Regions from separate parts of the Homo sapiens genome. Here region 2 is linked to region 1. A link is a contact called in ENCODE Hi-C data. All regions are on one chromosome and are shown on one strand. Each heading gives the region's core, a stretch centred on a gene start or an enhancer-like site at or near the end of the contact. The rest is flanking DNA. Distances are from core to core; before and after follow the strand shown.

Region 1 (3,307 bases), core at 483-2,982:
GTTAAAGATTTTTTTTTTAGATGATCTTGCTCTGTCACCCAGGCTGGAATGCAGTGGTGCCATCATAGCTTACTGTGGCCTCAAACTCCAGGGCTCAAGTAATCCTCCTGCCTCAGCTTCCCAAGTAGCTGGGAAGGCAGAAGTCCGCCACTGTACCCAACTAATTTTTTTAATCTTTGTGTTTTGTAGAGATGGTGTCTCATTTTGTTGCCCTGGCTGGTCTCCAACTCCTGGCTTCAAGCGATCTTCCAGCCTTGTCCTCCCAAGGTGCTAGGATTACAGGCATGAGCCACTGCACCCGGCCAAAGATATAAATCAAGAGCTCTCAGCATGATGTAACTCAGAAATCACACAGGTGGGAGTGTGTTGGAGAAGAGATGGAGATTCTAGGACTTGCCTAACAAATTCCCCCTTGAGATTTGTTTCCAGAAATCGTATCACTATTGGGTATGTGGATTTGTATTTCTAATTATCAGGGAGTAAAATTAACAAATGACAATCTAGGTAGATGTTAATATTTGGAGGGATTTCTTCTGATTTGAAACCCATTTGCTATTCTACTCTAAATGATAGCAAAAAAAAAAAAAATACATTTCCAAACACTATTGACATCCCCATTTTACACAAGTGGAAAACTGAAGCAGAAGGGGGTTCAGTAACTTGCCCAAGAAGACACAAAATTAGCAAGAAGTGGGACCTGTATCGCAAACTAAACAATTTGGCTCCAGAGTCTGTTTGGAACCCCTACACTGTACGGCAATGGTGGTAAAGTAGCTTAGTTAATGTGTTTAGTGGGTTACAAATAATAGATTATATATATGAGTTTTATATATAGTAATAGTTATATATGTATATATATTATACGTATATTTCTAGCTCCAATAAGAGCTTTTATTGGATCTATGTTCATGTGCGCATGCCTGGATCATTAGGGTTGTGAGGAACAATTCAAGTGGTAGCTATGCACTATGGCATTACAACTAAACCCTAGGAAGAACAGAACTGACTTCACCAGAACAGTCCTGAAGTTTCAAACCATTAAAAACAAACAGTAAATTTAAAAAACGCAAATTGTACTAGACAGTTTGGTTTGCTCCACTTTACGGCATCAAACTGAATGCCTGGACGTCATTTGCTGGTCAGGAAGATGAGTTAATTTTTTTTTTCCTGCCACACACTTAAGTTTTTTGCTCCAGGGAACATTATACATAGTGTTAACACACTCAATTTACATTGTAGTTTTAGTGTTGAAGATTTCCTGGAGGGCAGGAATAGCGTTATTCCATCGTTTTTAGCCCAGTCAGACTGGATGACGGAGAGAGGGAGGGGTGAAAAGGAGGGAGGGAAGGGGAAAAGGCAAGGAAGAAGGAATTCAAATTAAACACTCTTCCTATACATTTTTAGAAGCTGAGCAAGATGCCCTCCAAGATTATGTTTTTTAAAAAGTAAAGTTTTTCCCATTAATGGTGGTGCAGAAGCGTCCTAATCCCATCGAAAGTACTCTCACTCTTCCTCCATTCGCTGTCTTGACCTCCCCCGGGCCTCCTTCATTCTGCCTCCCAGTCCCGCCCACTTGTCGCCGGCTCCTACCCTCCACTCTAGCCTTCCCGGCAGCCTGTACATTGCGCATGCGCACTAGTGGCGTTCGCGCCGCGGACCCAGAGAGAGGCGTTCCGCGGAGGAGAAGAGGAAGAGGAAGTTGGGGGAGGGTCCTAGCGGGGAGTGAACCGGAAGTGTAAAGGTTCCTGCCTCTCCTCGGCCAGGCGGAACCTCTCTGCTGGGCCCGGTGGCCGCAAAAGAACTTTCTTTCTCCCGCCCGAACGGTCGCCGCGGCCAACTGCCTCGCCCGCCTGGCAGCCTAACCCTCCTTCTCTTCTTCTCCTCTCCGGCTTCGCGCGGCCCTGCCTCCCTCTCGCCCGGCGGCATCCGCTTGCTGCTGCCACCGCCTCCTCATCTTCTGCCCGGCCAACCGGCCTGCCCCGCTGCAGTGATGTGCGACAAGGAGTTCATGTGGGCCCTGAAAAACGGAGACTTGGATGAGGTGAAAGACTATGTGGCCAAGGTAAGCGGGGATGAGAAGAGTAGGCGAGAACACGGAGGTGGGCTGGAGATGAGGCTGAGGAAGCTGATGGGAGCTGGACTGCGGGGATGGGGGTGGGCGGGAGGAGAGACTTCCTGGGTGGAGGCGGCACCAAGGAGAGAGGGGCGTCTAGGGAGGAGCTAAACTGAAAGAAGGGTCCAGGTAACTTGGTAGCGTTCTGTGTCAGGTAACTGCTGCGTTAATACAGTTAGGCGCTACCTGACTTCCTGGCCTCTTGGGGGAGGGGAGGAGTGGTGTCTGGCTCATCCAGAGTTTCTTCTGCGCACTGATCATTTGAGTTTGGCCCTCTTCTACACCAAAGTTACTTAAACCTTTCTTTGAATGAGGTAATTCTCCATCTTGGACTTACCCATTACTAAATGAAGTAACCTAAGTAATTAGGATCAGAGGAACATGTTTTTTAACTCTCGGCCTGGTGTGAAGTTGAAGAATTCATTGACCGTGAAAAGAGTACCGAAAATAGAAATAGTTAAAATTCTGAAACTGAGTATCACTTCACTGTGGTGTCTTAACTTTGGGTGTGGCCTTTTTCCTTTCCCCCACCACAACAAATACATATTTGCTTCAAGTGGTAAGGTTGTCAACTGGCATCTGGGAATGTTTAAGGTATCTGAATAGTTTTTAAACAAGCATGTTAACTTCAGTTATTCCATTCTTCTCCCTGATTTCACCTGAAATGCTTACATGTGTAGTAAATAGCAATGCAGTTTAGTGGCAGTGTATTTGGGGGGTAAAATCATGATGAAGAAAGACAAACTCAAACCTCAGCCCCAAATATAAAACTGAATCGACATTGTGGCAGAGTGGGAAACTTAAAATTCCAAGCTAGCCTGTCTTTCCATCCTGAAACTGTGCCTTTGTAATTATGAGAGAACTTAACATGTGATTTTAATTTAGTGATAATCTAAAATGAATCTTCCAAAACAAGTATAATTTTATGACAACCACGGATGGCATCTTGCTCACCTTCTAAAAGTGTGAGAACCCAGTCTAGATTTTAACTCTTCAAAGAATAGGACCTGACCTGGGTTTTTGCTTCAGAGGCTGTGTTAGGAAGCAAGTAAGCGAAGCAGTTTCTTAAAACTTACAGGATTGTGCAAGGCAAACTGCTGAAGGTTTTTACTTTATTTAATGCCATTACAATTTAGACTTTTTGGATGCTGCTTACCTGCTTAGTTTTTTGCAGTGGAGTTTTAGGACAGGCTG
Region 2 (3,307 bases), core at 485-2,984, 2.0 Mb before region 1:
ACTTAAACAACAGGTATTTATTTCTTACAGTTCTGGAGACTGGGAAGTCCAGGATCAAGGTGCTGGCTAATTCTGTTCCTGGTTAGGGCTCTCTTCCTGGCTTGCAGATGGCCATCTTCTCACTATGTCCTCCTGTGGTAGAGACAGCATCTTCTTTCTTCCTTTTTGCTATGTCCTCTTCCAATGAAGATGCTAATCCCATCATGAGGGCACCATCCTTTCAGCCCATTTAACCCTCAGGCCCAGTCTCCAGATACTGTCACATTGGAGGTTAGGGCTTCAGCATATGAATTTGCAGGTGTATTAGTCCGTTCTCATGCTGCTGATAAAGACATACCCAGGACTGGGTAATTTATAAAGGAAAGAGGTTTAATTGACTCACAGTTCCACGTGGCTGGGGAGGCCTCACAATCTTGGTGGAAGGTGAAAGGCACATCTTACATGGTGGCAAGCAAGAGAGAGCTTGTGCAAGGGAACTTCTCTTTATAAAACCATCAGATCTTGTGAGACTTATTCACTATCACGAGAACGATACAGGAAAGACCCACCCCCATGATTCAATGACTTCCCACTGCGTCCCTCCCATGACACATGGGAACTGCGGGAGCTAAATTCAAGATGAGATTTGGGTGGGGACACAGCCAAATCACATCAGCAGGGAACACAATTCAACCCCATAGCACTGGGGGTTCACTAGAGTTTCATAAGGTTCCCAAGGACTCATGGCGGTGACCAGAGCAGTGTGTTTTCTACTGAAAGAAACCTGTGGGAGTTGAAAACCTACAGACTGAAGGTTCTTAAGCTGAGTTTATGGCCTCAAGAGGGTCTGGGAACTTCTGGAAATGCTCTTTAGGGCATTGTATGTGCAGTGCATATGTGTGTCTTTCATCACATTTTCAAAAGGTTTGCTGACCTAACAGTGGTAAAAGCTAATGTCCCAGAGACTGTACCTCTAAAGTAGAAGCTGAGAAGGAACAGGTCTGTGCACACTGGTGTCCACCACCAGCATACCCCCCACCTCATTGTGCAGCCCCATCCCCCTGGAGCATTCCAGAGAAGCTCTGCTCCCTCTTGCTGCTGGGCACTAATTAGACCCTGACTGCTGGCAGGTGAGCTTACTGCCCAAGAACTAAAGAGAGAGAGCTCTTCCCCCAAAAGCTGCCCTGTGCCTCTGTACTCGAAACCTAACCCTTTGTTGACTTCTTTTACTTTTTATTTTTGGAGCAAACTCTATTTTTGGAGAATACATGAAACGAGTGGCTGTCTTACATCATAAACCAGAAAAACCACTGTGCTTATTAAAGGCATTTCGGAGTATTCTCAAGATTCGGACTCAAAGCAGACAATAGTAGAAGCTGGCTTTTCTGCCTCTAAATGGAGGGCTCTGGCCCCCACATTCATTCATCCCTCCTTGAGCTAAACCACTGCCTGCCTGGCTAACTGATCTCAAGAGCAAGGCTGGGACTCATGGGTATATATTTTTGGTCTGTGACTTTTTTCCTAGTTAATTTCTGTGGGGTCTGGACTGTTTTCTAGCCCCATACTTATTATTTTTTCTTGTTCTCTACTTCCTGGTTCTCCCACATGACTAATCCTTCTCTACACCCATGTTGAATTTTATTTGACCTCATTTGATATGTTTTCTCTAAGTCACTTCAGTCCTTTTTAAAACTTGGTAAACATGAATCCATTTTAAAAGCACAGGCCCTCATAGAATCTGGGTTTATCCTCAGGCTAGGTCACTGCTACCCCTGACCAGTCCCCAAAGAATGCTGGAGGCCTTTGCCATGCTCCACCTTCCTATTCTCCACCCAGGCTCCCTTTTCCTCCTCTCCTTTCTCTCCTTCTCTTTCCCTTTTTGTCTCCTTTGCTCTCCTCTTTCTTTCATTCACGCAGGCCTTCCCCTCCTCCTCTGGGCTTTAACTCTGCCGGTTTTCCTAGAGCTTTGCTCAGTCCTGACAGGTGTGAGGACCTGAACTCAGGGCTTGGGATCTTATCTCAGGTTCTCCTGCTTTATTGCAAGGACTCGGGGTCCTCAGCAGATCTTGGCATTCTGGAGGGTGTCACATTATTGGTGTGCATCATCGTTAAGGGTCTTTGGAGGGGATTTCTGTCTGGCATTTGGAAATTGCAGAATTGACTTTCTAAATGTATGGAGTAGCTGGCGACAAAGGGGGGTCACATTGTGGAGGAACAGGGGCCAGTGCATCAGTAAAGAGCAGGAGAGGCAAAGAGAGGAGCTGGTCACTCTTAGAAATTAATGAGGAATTTTATTGATGGCCAGTGGAAAATTGTTTCCTAGTTTGCCTTTCCCAACTCCTCCCTCTCAGTTGAAATCCTGAGGACCTTCAGCCTATAGCTCTAGCAGCTTTGGAGCCTGTATGGAGAAATCCCATGTCATGTATTTTAGGAGCCTGGGCCACTGGTTGGGGAAGTCTGAAAGTAGGCCTGATTTTTACAGGTGTCTGCAATGCTTGGGGTAAGCCCTGGGCACCAGCAAGTCTTCTCTTCCCCTTTCTCTGGTTGTGTTTGTCTAGGCCTGGGGTTGCCCCCCACCAGTTTGGAACCTTTTTAACTGAGCCTGTGGTCACTTGCATAACTCAGCCTGGGTGACCACTCTCCTGAGCTGCCCCAGGCCAGGCGAACCCACTGGAACAATGAAGCTCCTGCTCTGCCCATCCCCACGGTCTAGAGCAAAGAGTCTCAGTCTTGGCTGCACATCACACTTACCTGGGAGCTTAAACAACTTTGATGCCTGGGTCCCAGCCCAAGAGATTCTGATTTAATTGGTTCTGGGATGAGGCCTGGGCATCAGGCATTTTAAAAGCTCTCCCAGTGCTTCCAAAGTGAAACCGAGGTGAGAACTACTGGCTTGGAGTATGACTACTCAAAGCATGGTCCATGGTCTGGCAACATTCATCTCCTGGGAGTTTGTCACAAATTCAGAATCTCAGGCCCTACTCTAGACTTTCTGAATTATAATCTGAAGATCCCCAGATGATCCATGTGCATGTAAAATTTGAGAACTGCTGGCTAGAATATTCTGCTGCCTCCTGTGAGGCTGATTGGACTCACCCATCATCCGCATGCACCAGGTACTGATGCCAGATCAAGCTAGATGGAGCCCAAGAAACTGATGTGGCCTCCCCTGGATCCCTTCTTGGGGATCTGTTCTACATCTGAGTCAGGCTCCCTGCTGTCTCCATTTCTGACTGATCCCTTTTATACCTGTCCACTCAGAAGTCCCAGCATGTCTCAAGGCCAGAGATTGAAAGAGCCAGGCAGTGTTCTTTGTTGTTGTTGTTGT

What was found. A loop is a pair of places that touch in the nucleus more often than their neighbours do. Pooled maps may share reads with other maps.
Region 2: a map with no recorded cell type shows a loop between it and region 1 (5-fold over the local background). The contact joins the enhancer-like site here to the promoter of MTPN in region 1. A Hi-C loop is called at or near these places in 2 of 168 maps with a recorded cell type or tissue (OCI-LY7 and endothelial cell of umbilical vein), 4 of 37 single-sample maps with no recorded cell type and 4 of 50 pooled maps.

The regions. Positions count from the first base shown.
Region 1 is chr7:135,975,784-135,979,090 of GRCh38, reverse strand. It overlaps MTPN (myotrophin), which reads left to right and starts at 1,732. Exons shown (of 4, transcript NM_145808.4): 1 at 1,732-2,062. The coding sequence starts at 1,991.
Region 2 is chr7:137,979,751-137,983,057 of GRCh38, reverse strand. All of the region lies in intron 1 of CREB3L2 (cAMP responsive element binding protein 3 like 2), which reads left to right. Among named protein-coding and RNA genes, the nearest start is that of CREB3L2, 21 kb to the left of the region's middle. RefSeq lists enhancers at 1,436-1,525, 1,536-1,585. Within about 2 kb of position 1,734, at least 4 of the 41 ENCODE cell types and tissues checked have a DNase peak (open chromatin) inside an H3K27ac peak, as active enhancers do; they include OCI-LY7, where a contact is called at or near this core.